Linked DNA regions of Mus musculus: region 1 is linked to region 2. A link is a contact called in ENCODE Hi-C or POLR2A ChIA-PET data. All regions are on one chromosome and are shown on one strand. The core of a region is the stretch at or near the end of the contact, and the rest is flanking DNA. Distances in the headings are between cores, read along the strand shown. Region 1 has its middle 14 kb from the start of Gm33519. Region 2 holds the start of Nfil3 (nuclear factor, interleukin 3, regulated).

Region 1 (6,765 bases), core at 992-3,491, 53 kb before region 2:
CACCCACCCCTGGCAAAGGAGACTTGATTCCAGGTTGTGGACAGAGCTGGGCTCTGTTCATCTCAGCAGCCCTGAGCCTTCTATGGTGTTTATCTCTGGAATTTTTCACTAGTTTTGGATCACTGTTGACGGTTGGCACTGCCACCATCAGAAGTGGAGTCTATGATGAGACAGGGCTGCTGTTGTCTGCTGCTCATTAACCCTCAGCACACGGACTCTTGCGGTCTCTGGAAATCACGTGATCGAGCTTTCCCTGACCATCGCCAAAGATGGTGTTCTGGTTCTTGCTTTAATCCACACCAGGGGACACTTAACAAAGCAAACGGTCTTAACATTCCAGTCTCATGAAAACCAAGGAGCCAGCCCACCCAAACTCAAGGACACGAAACTACCTATGACGTGAGATCTCAAGCACAGATTTTTTTTTAATAGTGAAGAACATTTGTTGACTTATAAGTATGGGCTAGAAATTAGACAACTTTATATCAATGCTAACTCTCTGATTTTAATATTTGTATTATGTTTTTTAAAAAACACTTGTTGTGTGTGTGTATATGGGGAGGGGTGTCCTGGCACATATATAGAGGTCAGGGGGTGTGTCCTGGCACATGTACAGGGCTCAGAGGACAGCTTGTAGGAGTTGATTCTCACCTTCCACCATGTGGATACTGGGGAGTGAACAAAGATCATCAGTGACATGCCTTCTCCAGCAAGGCCACGCCCCTAATCCTTCCCAAACAGTTCCACCAACAGAAGGCCAAGGAAATAAATGAGCCTATGGGGAATGTTCTCATTCAAACTACCACCAACAGAGACACAGTGAATGGCCAGAGCCAAGAATACTGTGGAGTTAGAGTCTGCAAATGAAAGGAGGAGGGTGGTGGTTGGGTGTCGTTTTTTTTTTTTAATTTATTTTATGTATGTGAGTACACTGTAGCTATCTTCAGACACACCAGAATTGGGCATCAGACCCCATTACAGATGGTTGTGAGCCATCATGTGGTTGCTGGGAATTGAACTCAGGACCTCTGGAAGAGTAGTCAGCGCTCTTAACCACTAAGCCATCTCTCCAGCCCAAGGTGGCAGTTGTTAATGACAACAATCCATGTGTGTGCTTCCCAAAGAGGCCTAGAGACCCACACTGCTGAGGTAAGCTATTCTGCACAAGACAGCTTGGGGAAATGTTGAGGTTTTGATCATTTCCATGGATCCTCAGAACAGACATTTCCTGACTCAGCTTTAAACGCTCTCTGACCTGGCTGTGATTCTGTCTATTCACTCTGTCTCCCTTCCTACATCGGCGGTTCTCCCCCTCCATCAGCCCTCAGTGGTTTGTGGACAGCCCTAACTGCCTGCCAGCCCTGTGCTCAAGGGGCAGCTGAGGACTAGGAGAGGTGCCCCAAAGATGGGGATCCCAAGGAACAGTTCAGGATGCAGAGAAGACAACCCCTTTTCATGGAAGACCTGGAGATGGTGGGTATGTCAGGCTGGAGGCAGCTGGCAGGAGAACAGACATGAGTTGAGTGTAGACATGACCAGGTGACAAAAACCTATAAGGACACAGCAGGGAGATGTTTGCTTCTTGAGCTCGCCAGGAAGTGAAGCCAGGAACGGAGGCTGGTCACAGTGGTCATCAAGCCAGGGGTAGGAGCACTGCAGGAGAACATGGAGAGATTTCAGTGGGACACAAGATCTCAGAAGACACTGCTCCTAAGAACTCGCTCCCGGTTCCCTTTGTACGTTCTTTTCACAGGGCTCCCCATCCCATACTCTAAGCTTGCTCTTCCAGACTTATATAAGCCTAACACATCAGTGTGCTGAAGATATATGGACTGAATTCCAATTTATAGTAGCGCCTCCCCTGGAGTCACAATACCTGGAAGCACAGGATAACTTAGAGCCACCTCACTCCCTGGAAAGAACATTGTGTTCATCATCAGAGGGTCAGGGCTGGACATTTTTGTCTCTGGATGTCTCCTGCTTAGCCTTCAGGGTCCACTACCATTTGCTTAAATGAGTGGGTTGAGAGGCAGATGTTTCTGGCAGCTTTGTTCTGTGGCTGTATAGCTCAGCCTCAGTGCTTGGTAGGATATGTGCTATTTTCCCTTTGCCTTGTGTATTGACTCGCTGGCCTGTCAGTGTGGCCCGACTGTGTTTTGGAAAGTCTCCATGGATTTTGGGGACTGTGCACTGATGTAATGCCATGGGTATCTTATGAACATTCCTTTAGATTACCCTTGGCTGCACGAGCACGGCCACATTCCTTACCAGTGAACAGGAGGCAGCACCCGGGTTGGGGTGGGGGTGTGAGTATTTTTAAACTGGTTTCATTAGTAACTCTTCACTTTCTATCACTCTGGGGATAAGGGGCTTTGAGGGGGCAGCAGACTTCATGGGGAAGTTTTCTCTGGAAGCTGCAAAGGATGAAGCGGGGAAAATCCAAAAATAGTTTAGGAAATTAGTCATCTGTCTCCAAACTGTGTTGAGTTACAGTTTTGGATTTCACTTAATGGAACTTAAAAAAAAAAAAAAAAACTGGACATGCAGAAAGTTTCACAATCTCTTCCACAGAGGTCAGAAAGGTCCATTTTTGTAGCCCCAAAAAGAGGCAAAGTTCCCATCGACTAGAACGTGGTAATCACACTTTTCATAATGGAAGGCCATACTCTCGGACCTTGGAAACAACTTGATCTTTCTACTTTCGCTAAGTTTCTCATATCAAAGGTCAATAATTAGATTGCCTTCTGATTTGCTTACTTAAAAGAGGGACAGTGTACAGTCTATGCAAAGCATTTCTTTAGCAGACACAAACATTTTGAGGCTAATATGTTAAGCACATATTTATCCATTAAAAAATATTCCCGAAGGAGAGTTTAAATGGAAGAGCTAACAGTTCTTGTTGTTTAATCTTTGAGACAGGAACTTGTGTAGCCCAGGCTGGCCCCCAACTTGCTAAGTAGCAAGGGTGACCTTAAACTTAAATCCTCTTGCCTCTGCTTCTCAAGTGTTGGGATTGTAAGTGTGTACCAGCATGCCTAATGCGTTACCGGAATACTTCTTCTGTCTTATTCCTAGGCCAAGCAACTGTGTGGGAATCTCAAGGTAGCTACATAGCTACTTTCACTTTGATTTTGCATTCGAATGTGTCTCAGGCAGTGAGGGCTTTTGGGGAATGGGTGGGGAAGCTTGCTACAGACAGCCCTGTTTTCACGGTCCTATGAATGAATGATGCTGCATCCCAGTGGAAGGAAAATTTCAAGGAAATCCTGAGCCCAGGCAGAGGCACAGCCAGGCTGCTCTGCATAGCCTGGGGAATGGGAATTCCACAGCCAGTGAGTTCTGGCTTGGTGCTGATGCAAAGCATAAAGTCTTATGGAGACACATCCTCAGAGAGCATCTCATGGGAGCGTGCCGTAAGCTGATGGGGCATGCGGGCACCGTCTACATGGTCGGATGACCCACACCTTCTGATCTGTGGGCGCTTTGGGTGCTGAGTTACACAGAATTCTCAGTGGCTTTTGTTGGGGGTAGGTCCTTTCACCCACTTCCCCGGAACTTTCTGACAACCTTTGGACAGCAGGCAGACTCATACTTCAACCGCAAAAGAGCCACTGAGAGCAGACTGCTGATGGCTATTAGCACCGCCCTGGTGGCCCCACAAAGAAACCATAAGCCCAGCTTTCAGGATGCAGAGGGAAACAGTGCTGGCCTGAAAAGATCCCCAAAGCAACCAGGAAAAGACAGAAACTCTCTGATGAGGCATGTCTTACTCAGGGTTCCTATTCCTACACAAAGCATCATGGCCAAGAAGCAAGTTGGGGAGGAAAGGGTTTATTCAGCTTACACTTCCACATTGCTGTTCATCACCAAGGAAGTCAGGACTGGAACTCAAGCAGGTCAGGAAGCAGGAGCTGATGCAGAGGCCATGGAGGGGTACTACTTACTGGCTTGCTTCCTCTGGCTTGCTCAGCTTGCTTTCTTGTTGAACCCAGGACTACCAGCCCAAGGGATGGTACCACCCACAATGGGCCCTCCCAACTTGATCACTAATTGAGAAAATGCCTTACAGCTGGATCTCATGGAGGCATTTCCTCAAGGGAGGCTCCTTTCTCTGTGATAATTCCAGCTGTGTCAAGTTGACACACACAACCAGCCAGTGCAAGGCCCTTTCTTGCCTCTGTAGACACAGATACAGAAGGTCCTAATTGTGGACTTCTGACACGTTTGGTGGGCTCCTTTGCTGTCTCCTTGTTTTGGTGGGCTTAACAGCCTTTCCTCAACTATATTTTCACCTTATACACAGGACCTAGCTGGCACCTCTATAAACTCTGGCATTCCTGAGCTGCCACAGGAAGAGGAGCAGAGGAGAAAGAAGAGAAGGAGAACCCAGAGCCTGGCAGTGGAGTTGGAAAGTGATGGATTTCCAGGGAAAGGCTCATGGGAAACTCCCTGTATCTGAGGCTGTTGCACTAGACTAGGAGGTCACTCAAGCCAGCCTGTAGTGGACACATCCGGACTTCAGCCGCTAAGATGCTGCACTAGGCTGTGCTTCAGGAAGGAATTTGTCCCCATAGCTGCTTCCATACCCCAGGAGCCCCTAGGCTCTTAGGCTGACAGGTCAGGTGCCCTTTGATCTGCAATATGAGACTATCTCATTGAAATTCAAATGTTGGCCATAGAACCCCAAGTGTCTAACAAGACTTGAGGGTGCTCAATAATGCAAGCACAGGGACTGACTGTATTTGGGGAATTGTAGTAATTTAAAAATGGATCCTTCTGCACCAAGACTTCTGTAAATTGGGCAGCTCTCTGCTGATGAAGCAACCTGAGAGACAAACAAAGATCCAACTCACCGTTGTCTCTTTGCTGTCTTAGTCCTTTGATGCTGGTGCCTGTCTTAGTGAGTGTTCCGCTGTTGGGAAGAGACACCATGACCATGGACTCTCATAAAGGAGAGCATTTAACTGGGGCTAGCTTACAGTTGCAGAGGCTTAGGCCATTGTTATCAAGGAACAAGGCAGCGGGTATGGCAGGCATGGTGCTGGAGATGGAGCTGAGAGCTTCATCCTGATCCACAGGCAGAGCGGAGAGGAAGGGAGGGGAGGGAGGGGAGAGGAGAGAAGAGGAGAGGAAAGAGAAAGGAGAAAGAGAGAGAGCACGCACCTGTAACAAGACCACACCTCCTAATCCTTCTCAAATAGTGCCACTCCCCAATAACTAAGCATTCAGTATCTGAACCAATGGGAGCCATTTTCATTCAGGCCATCACAGTGCTTGTTCATTTCTCTCTTTGTTGTGGTGAAGGCCACATCTATGTCCTGTGACTTTTCCTGGAGAGACACTAACAAACACCAGCCATTGAAACAATGGGAACCCTGTAGACTAAAAGGATCTTCCTGCAGATTAGCTAAAGCATCTCCTTTCTCATGCCTGCTCAATATAACACGATCTGGCTGGAAATGAGCTGAGTGGTTAAAGCTCATCTAATTAATAGAGAATCATCCATTTGAACTACATGGAACTTGAACTACATGGTTACATTTGTTAACCATGGCGTGAAAAAGCCTTTGGTACCACCTCCCACAACCTAAGCCCCTATACAATTCAAAGTATATTTTTTACTTGGTTCACATACAATTGGCCATTGAAAACACTTTAACAACTGAGCATGTTTTCAGTTACCATGCAACAGAAGTTACTACTTTAAAATCAAATAGAGGACTCAGAAGATGATTAATCTATTAAATGTTTGCTGTGCACGTGTGAGAACCGTGTTTAGTTAGATCTTTGGAAGCCCACGTCATGCTGAGTGGATTTGACAGCCGGCCTATCAATCCAGGGTAGGAAAATGGAGACAGGGGCTCCCCCAGATCACGCTGGAGAGTGAGGCAGCTCTGGGTCTGATCGTGAGACCCTGCTCTGTGAATGGAATGGGAGGGCAACCAAGGATGAGTCTTAATACCAACCCAGGGGCTCCATAGGCACACACATCTCCACATCTGTGCAAAAGTATGTATCCTATATACACAGAACAGTTAGAAGAAGAAAAAAATGCAGAATATTTCATCTTTATTATTCTCATGCCAGGCTTGGGTAATTACACCTGTCATGAACAAAGAAGCAAACTCTAGAACAATCATGAAGAAAGGGAAAGAAGCCATCTTGACAGCGATATTGATGTATGTTAAAGCACGTTGTCTTTCAAGACGTTACTATGGGAAGCCATAACTTGATTCAAGAGATGCTAAAACTGCTCAAAAAGTGTTATACAGTCTGTCTCTGGGAACAGGTTTCAAAGCCTAATTATATAAAGCTGCTGTCACTCTGTGACCATGCTCAAAAATGCAGTAACAAGCCAGAGTGATCCCACCTGCTCTGCAAGTGTTCCGCCAGAGTCAGACTCTATTTGCTCTGGTTAGTTTCATTCTCTAAACATAACCTCAAATAATTGAGCATGTATTATTTTTATAATAAGTAGAGTTGGGATTGGAAAATCCCTCAAATATAATCGCACGTGGCAAGGATTTGCTAAGAACGAAACTGCTTAAGAGGACAGGAATCAATGCAATTATAAAAAACGGAATTGCAAAAGTATCAAGTGTTTGTCCTGAGAGAAAAACTTACTCTGAGGGCTGACCATAAAACAGCAAAGGCTGCCTTCTGCCTGCAGCTAACAGCAAGAGAAAGTGGGAGCTTTACCTGTTGTTTGACACTTATTAGCATAACAGTGTAGACGACCCCCCTGTGTGTTTGTGTGTGCATGCA
Region 2 (6,893 bases), core at 3,680-6,179:
CATCTCTTGTTCTTAGTAAAATGGTTTTCGCTAGGACATGTTTCACAATTGTAGATTTCACATCTTTGAAAGCCAGCTAGCTCTGTTTTGGTTGTCAACGGCTGCCGCAAGGCTTGCTCCATCAACCATGTTTTGCAATGGATGCTATCAGCTGCTTCCAAAGTCCTGACCATATTTAATGGAGCCCCCCCCACCCCATCCTGACCGTTTTTAATGGAGCCCCCCCGACTCTTGCCACCTCGTGGCCTGTCTCCCTTCCTCCTACACCAACACCTACATCTCCTGTTGAATTTGAATGAGCAGAGGGACACTCAGTGCCTGACATGTACACCGTGTGCGGCTGAATTTGAAGACATGCTTCCGTTTTTTGCAATACTGTGCTTACAACACATCCCTGAGTCATTTGGAAAGCCTTTGAAATGCCTTCGAACCCTCAGCGGCTCTCCTCTGGGGCAAACCTGTGAGCAGTGTAGAGACTTTTCTTTCTTAGCTTGGGCAGAGCTATTTCAACTACCGGCTCCTGTGCATTAAAGCCATCCCTTCTCTGGGGAGCGGTATTTGACCCTCTTTTATTACTCAATTTCTTCCCCCAAAACAAAACTGCCAAATCAGTTTTTGGAGAATTAGGCCAAGAATATTTTTTTTTTTTTGTAAGTATGGATGAAGGAACTGCACAGCAAGAGCCTGGCAGGAGAGGAGGGGGTGGGGCTAGGGGACAGCAGCGATCTCTAAACTTCCTACTCCAGCTTGAAAGGAGCCAATGCCTGGTGGGATGAAGGAGTCCAAAAGTCAAAGCTGAAGTCCCATCCTAGACTGCCGGCCCCTACTGTGAAATCTAGGAGCTGTCTGCTCTTCTGCTCTGCAGATTGTAATTAAAAGATACAGGATGGAGCAGAGCAGTGGGAGCATCCGCCCACTTTTAAGCCCAGCGCTCAGGAGGCAGAGGCAGGCAGAGCTCTGTGAGTTCAAGGCCAGGCCAGTTTACAGAGCTAATGCCAGGACAGCCAAGACTACACAGAGAAACCCTGTCTTAAAAAAAAAAAAAAAAAAAAAGACATGAGATGGGGCTAAAGAAGTGGCTTACCAATTAAGGGTACTGACTGCTCTTCCAGGGGACCTGGGTTTTAATTATCAGACCCACATGGCAGCTCACAAGCAGCTGTAACTCCAGTCCCAGGGGATTGAATGTCCTCTTATGGCTTCTGTAGGCACCAGGCACACATGTGGTGCATGAACATACATGCAGACAATAATATGCACTCATGCATAAAATAAAAATAAATAAATCTTTTAAAAATTAAAGACAAATAAGAGGTACTAGATGGTCAATAAGCACAGTACAGTGGTAGGTAGTGAGTGCTCCCATTGGCCATGGCCACCAAATAAGGGGTGGGGTCATCAAAGGGTGCATAGCGAATGAAACATTTCCACAGAGAAATTCAGACATCTGGTATACAGAGCAGAGAGAGTGAGAGCTGTAGGCTTGGCTTGTCATTAGCCTGTGACTGTCCTTCCAGCCATATCCACAGGACTTCATTTTTCCATCTCTAGATTCCATCCAGATAAGTCCTAGACCAATTCATTCATTCTTTCAGCCAGTCATTTGACCATTCATTCATTCATTCATTCATGCATTCAGCCATTTATCCAGTCAATCAGTCATAAACAGTCTCACATGGCAGAGGCTGATGTTACAACTGAAAATGACTGAATGTCTGATCCTGCTGCCTGCACCTCCTGGGTGCTCGGATGACAGACGTGTACTACCAAGTCTGTTTCATCTCCTTCTGGGAATTGGACCCAGGCGTCTGCGCATGCTAGGCAAGCACTTTACCAACTGAGCTACAATTAGTAAAGTGTTTTATTTATTTTAAAATACATTACATTTATTTATCTTTTATTTATGATGTGTTGTATGTGTGCGTCCACTCAAACCTACACCATAGTGCACATACGGAGGTTATGGGGACAGCTTTAATGTCTCAGTTACCCCCTTCCACCAGAGCTCAAACTCAGGTGTCAGGCTTGGTGGCAAGTGCCTTTCTCCACTAAGCCATCACTTTTAAAGAAAATTAATTCCTTGCCAACATCGAAAAGCAGGATATTTCTCACACTCATATACATACATAACACACACACGAGGTATTTTTAATGTCACCTTTTGAAAACTTGGAGCCACAGTCCCCCTGATCTGGTATTGTAACAGTGAAGGCATTTTCTCTTCGTGACAGAGTCCAAGGGTGGCTCACCTCCTGAACCCCCATAAAATACTAGGTGTATGTATCAAGGCCCAAGCCAAGAGCTTCTGGACACTGGGCTGAAGTCGTGTAACCAGGCTTAGACCTGAGTTCGATGCCGGGCGCTGTGAAAGAAAAAACCCTCGGGTTGCGTACATCAGCGTACTCTCGACCCTCCAGCTGGACACGCCCTGAAATTTTTCTCAGAGAGAGCCACATCCTCCACCTGCTCTCAGCTTACACCTCTTATATTGGCTGCTCAAAGTGTGCTACAGCAGTGTATAAACACAAAGCGATTCTTAAATGCTTTCTGGTCTAGATCATCTCTCTTTGGCTCCTGCATCCAAACCCAATTCCCGCTCTGAAACAAACCAGCCACTTAGAGTAAGAACGTTTTGAGTTTGGTTGCGAAGGTAGGATACCGATAAAGCACTTGCTTAGCACGTAGCAGTCCAGGGTTCAAGCCCCAGCACTTCCGCAAAAAACTCGTTTGAAAGTCATACTTCAATTAAAGTCCTCCACCATCTCCCTATTCGGGAGACCCTACTTACAGCCTGTTCAGTAATCAGCACACTGGAGACTTGGGGGAAATTCTCCCACCCCAGGGTTATGTTTCAATTTTCTTCTAGTTCAATTAATTGCAAGCACTTGCCCACTAGGTGGACCCCCAGGGTGTAACACCGGACGCATCATCACCCGGGTCCTGGAGACCGAGCCTCCATCACCTTGTTGAGCTGTTTTTAAGCACCAGGGGGCGCGAATGAGTTGTTTTCCAAGTTGATATCAGAGACATCTTTCACACTTCCTCTGATTTCCAAGTTAGATGACAATGACGGAAGCATAAATGTGGTGGAGGCGCAATGTAAACTGCCCCCGGGAATGAAGACAGGCATCAGATTTCAAAATTCAGTATAAAGAACAGCTTCGTGGGTCACAGCAGTCCGTTCTTCCGCTGTCAGCCTTGGGTGAGTCAGGCAAGTTCAATTTTTTTTTTTTTTTTTTTTTTTTTTTTTTTTTTTTTTTTGTGAAAACGCTATTCCCCGATTCTACCTACTTAGGGATCCTATGACATCAGTAAATTCGAGAAAAGTGGAACCGATTAACCAAATCAAGATTCGTTTACATCAAGGTAGTTAGTTCTTCGGAAAAAAACAAAACAAAAAACAAAAAAAAATCCAAACAAACAAAGTGTAAAGGGGGGAGGGGGTGTTCCCTGAACTGATCAGCACCCGTGAAAGGAGATTTATCCTCTATTGCGTATCTGTGCTATGGGGGCTTTATTGGTTAAGGGGTATTTTACCAGCTAGACTCCATCATTATTGCCCTGTGAAGGCGTCCAAAAGTCCAACGGTGAATGGCATTTAAATCACCACTGGATGTGCCTCGGAGATTATTTGTGGAGTTACTACTGTGTGTCTTGAGTAAATGGAAAGAGATCCACTTGGTGAGATGTTCCGGGTGGGGGTCCCGCACACTCACTCTTTATTTTGGGGTTTGCTTTCTTTGAAAAATGAGAAAGGAGGGGGTTGAGTGAGGGAATCATTCGAGCCCAGGTCCCACAGTCCGAGCTCAAGGACCTTGCCACCTGCCACATTCCGTATTTGGGCAAGCGCGTGCGTCACTGTCAGGAATATGGCTCCCTTTGCCAAGGCCGGCTATAATCTTACGTGTCTGTAAACGCGGGGAGTGTTTGCCACGTTCCTTTACAATAGCCAACCCGATGACTGACTTAAGAACATGCCACCAGATGCTCTGTCTCCCATTTCCTTATGTCTTTTGTACATCCCAGGAATTGGGGAAAGGGGGGTGGGGTGGGGGCTGGCTGGCGTGTTCACTGAGAACCGAAAGGAGAGGAGAACTACCAGTTCAAGATGCTTGGGGAATGCCCTCCGTGGCTTGCTCTAGCCCGAGCACCGAAAGCGGGTAGGTTTCCCAGCCGGGGACACCGAGGCCGCGGACTCTCAGGTCCTCGGAGACAGCCGCCACCTCTCCACGTGGTCGGGGACACAGACCAACCGGGTCTAGCTTGGTTTCCCAACCGTGTTACGCAACAACTTTGTAGGGGTCGTCTTCGCCCTAATTGTGTCGGGAGCGCTGTTTGTGTTACCGTTGCGGCGCTGCCCGGGAGAGGAGCGGGACATTTCAGTAGCCCGGCTGCCGCGCCCCTTTCCCGGTCTCAGAGGGGACCGTGGGCACAAGGAGGCCAAGGTCCCCGCCACGCCCGTGTCCCCATAGCCCTCACCCGGGGTTCTATTGGCAACAGGTAGCCCGGCCCTCTGTGGCTCTCCGGGAAACAAACAAACAAAAAAAGGTGCTGGCACCACGGAGCGAGCGCAGCGACCCGGAGGGCGCGGCCGGCAATGGGCAAAAGGGTCCTGGGCTCCTCTTAGGCGTGCCTCGGGTTGCTCCGCGGTGCGTCCCGTTGCGCAACATAGCGCTCGGCCTGGGTCCCCACGGACAGCGGGTAGCAGCTGCGGCCGCGGCCAGAGAAGGACGCGGACTGCCAGTGGCGCCGCGGCGGAGAGGACGGGGCGGGGCGGGGCGGGGCGGTGGGGAGCCCGCCCCTGTCGGCGCGGCCAGTGGCGGCGGGCCGGGGGCGGGCGCGGGCGCGGCGATTGGGGCGGCCGCCGCCCGTCACGGCGGGGCTGGCGGGCGGCGACGTAGCGCGGCGCTCGGAACTGACCTACTAACACACATCTCTCGGCGCGGCCACGGCGCCCGCGGACCCGGCGCGCCCGCTCGTCTCCCGCGCCGCGCCCTCGCCACCGCCCGCTGAGGGCCCGGCGGAGCTTGAATCGCGCCCCGGCGCCGCCAGCCCGGTTACAGCCGCCCTTTCTTTTCCCCCTCACGGACCAGGGAGCAGAACCACGGTAAGCGCTCCGCCCACCGGCGGCCCCGGGGGCCCTGCTCTGCTCCGTGCCCGCTCTTGGAGCGCGCGGCCGGCGGGCGTAGGGCGCGGGATGCGTGCGGGCGCGGCGCAGGGCTGGCGGGAGGCGGCGAGTGTGCGCGGGGCATGCATTACATAAACTTTTGCTGCCTTGGCAGGAGGGGGGACTCGCCACCTTAAGGTAGCTGCTTTGATTGCAGCGCCCTGGCGCCCGCACGTAGCCCGGGCTGCCGCGCGCTCCCTCCTCCTCCCCGCTATTGCATAATGTCTCCGGATTTCAGGAAAATTGATGTTTCGGTGGCGAAGAGCGCGCCGTGGAGGCGGAGTGGAGGCCGATCCTTTTAGCAGCCAGACGACTTGCCCTGCTCTCCGGGGTCTCTCCGCGCTAGTCCCCAATCCGGGCCAGCTAAGGGGAGGGTTGAGTCTTGATTTGCTTAGGAGGATTGGGAGTACCAACGGTGACGGCAATCGGAGATGCCTGCGCGGCGTTTGTTTGTGTCAGGCGCTGTGTCGGCACCGACGTTTTCCAACCCGTTTGTCGTCACCGTGTTTTACGAGCCCTCGGGAAGGTGGAGGGATGTGTCCTTTCTTACATTGCATAATGGGCCAGCGATGAAACGTGGGCACCGAGGACGAACTGATGTGAGAATGTGCGCGTGTGATTTGTGTGCAATGATTTGGTCATTTTAGCGCAGCGTTGGCTATTAGATCCTTATTGGTACCTCTGTATCGTCCCAAATACGCATATTTTAAAAAACGATTCTATGGAGTTCATTATTAAGAAAGAAGAAATCCTAGTCTTGGACACTAATGCGCGCGGGGGAGGGGGGGCTCCTTAAATGTTCCGAGGTGTTATTTTTAAAACCCGGACGAGCCATTGTGACGTTTGCCTCCCCACTTTTCCCAACTGGAATGCGATGCGTTTCATCAGCCTTTCTTTTTCTTTCTTTCTTTTTTTTTTTTCTCACCTTATCGTCATTGGCTTTTTTTTTTTTTTTTTTAAGACACCACAAGACAAATCATTACTAGATTCCTGGAAATGTGAGGTTATGTAACTGCCGAATTTGCTGGCTGTTGAGCATAGAAAGGGAGCTAATTACGTGATTTTATAATCTTGCCACAAAGAAAGTAGGGCAATCTCAGCGTTGAAGAATGTCACCATCAACAGGGGTTTTGTTGGTTCTTTTAAAGGATATTTTAAGCCGGAAAGTGACGACCGACTAAGCCTTGACATAGCTCATGCTTGCCAAATGTGTGTCTTTTACCCTAAAAGAAATGTACGTCTTTCTAAATATAGCCCTATCACATTTTAACAATCCTGGCCTCAGTGCTATTTCTGGTTTCTCCAGGGCTGTGTGCAAATACGAGCTCAAGGCCATTTGCTGTAGTTTTAACTCCACGCCTTCCAAGACCTCTGATAAGACTGTATTTTTAGGAAGGCATTTCGCAGCACCCAGAGACTGCTGGTGAACGCGGGGGCCCCATTTATCATTTTAAAGGACACTTTGGAGGAACTGCTGCGTTCAGAGGGCAACAGGGAATGGCCAAGTGACACCTTCTTTTCTGGCTTTTGTAAATAACAACGGCTAATGAGGTCAAAAGTATTTATTTCACATCATAATTTCCCCCAGATCAGATATGAGTTATGGGAAGTATATATAGGTTAGTAGATTGTATTTTTGCCTTGTATAACCTAGTTTTATTCTTGGAGATAGAATAATATGGTAAGTATCCGGATATTAAATTTCTTCCCGGATTCTTACTTAGTG

Evidence for each region. A loop is a pair of places that touch in the nucleus more often than their neighbours do. ChIA-PET counts read pairs that join two places held with the same protein, here RNA polymerase II (POLR2A).
Region 1: POLR2A ChIA-PET joins it to region 2 with 22 read pairs in Patski. The contact joins the enhancer-like site here to the promoter of Nfil3 in region 2. A Hi-C loop is called at or near these places in 1 of 37 maps with a recorded cell type or tissue (left cerebral cortex). POLR2A ChIA-PET finds 5 or more read pairs at or near these places in 1 of 5 experiments (Patski).

The regions. Positions count from the first base shown.
Region 1 is chr13:53,029,212-53,035,976 of GRCm38, reverse strand. No RefSeq gene overlaps it. Among named protein-coding and RNA genes, the nearest start is that of Gm33519, 14 kb to the right of the region's middle. Within about 2 kb of position 2,241, at least 1 of the 3 ENCODE cell types and tissues checked has a DNase peak (open chromatin) inside an H3K27ac peak, as active enhancers do.
Region 2 is chr13:52,979,075-52,985,967 of GRCm38, reverse strand. It overlaps Nfil3 (nuclear factor, interleukin 3, regulated), which reads left to right and starts at 4,929. Exons shown (of 2, transcript NM_017373.3): 1 at 4,929-5,107. Gm33424 (a long non-coding RNA gene) reads right to left here and starts at 3. Exons shown (of 3, transcript XR_382381.4): 1 at 1-3.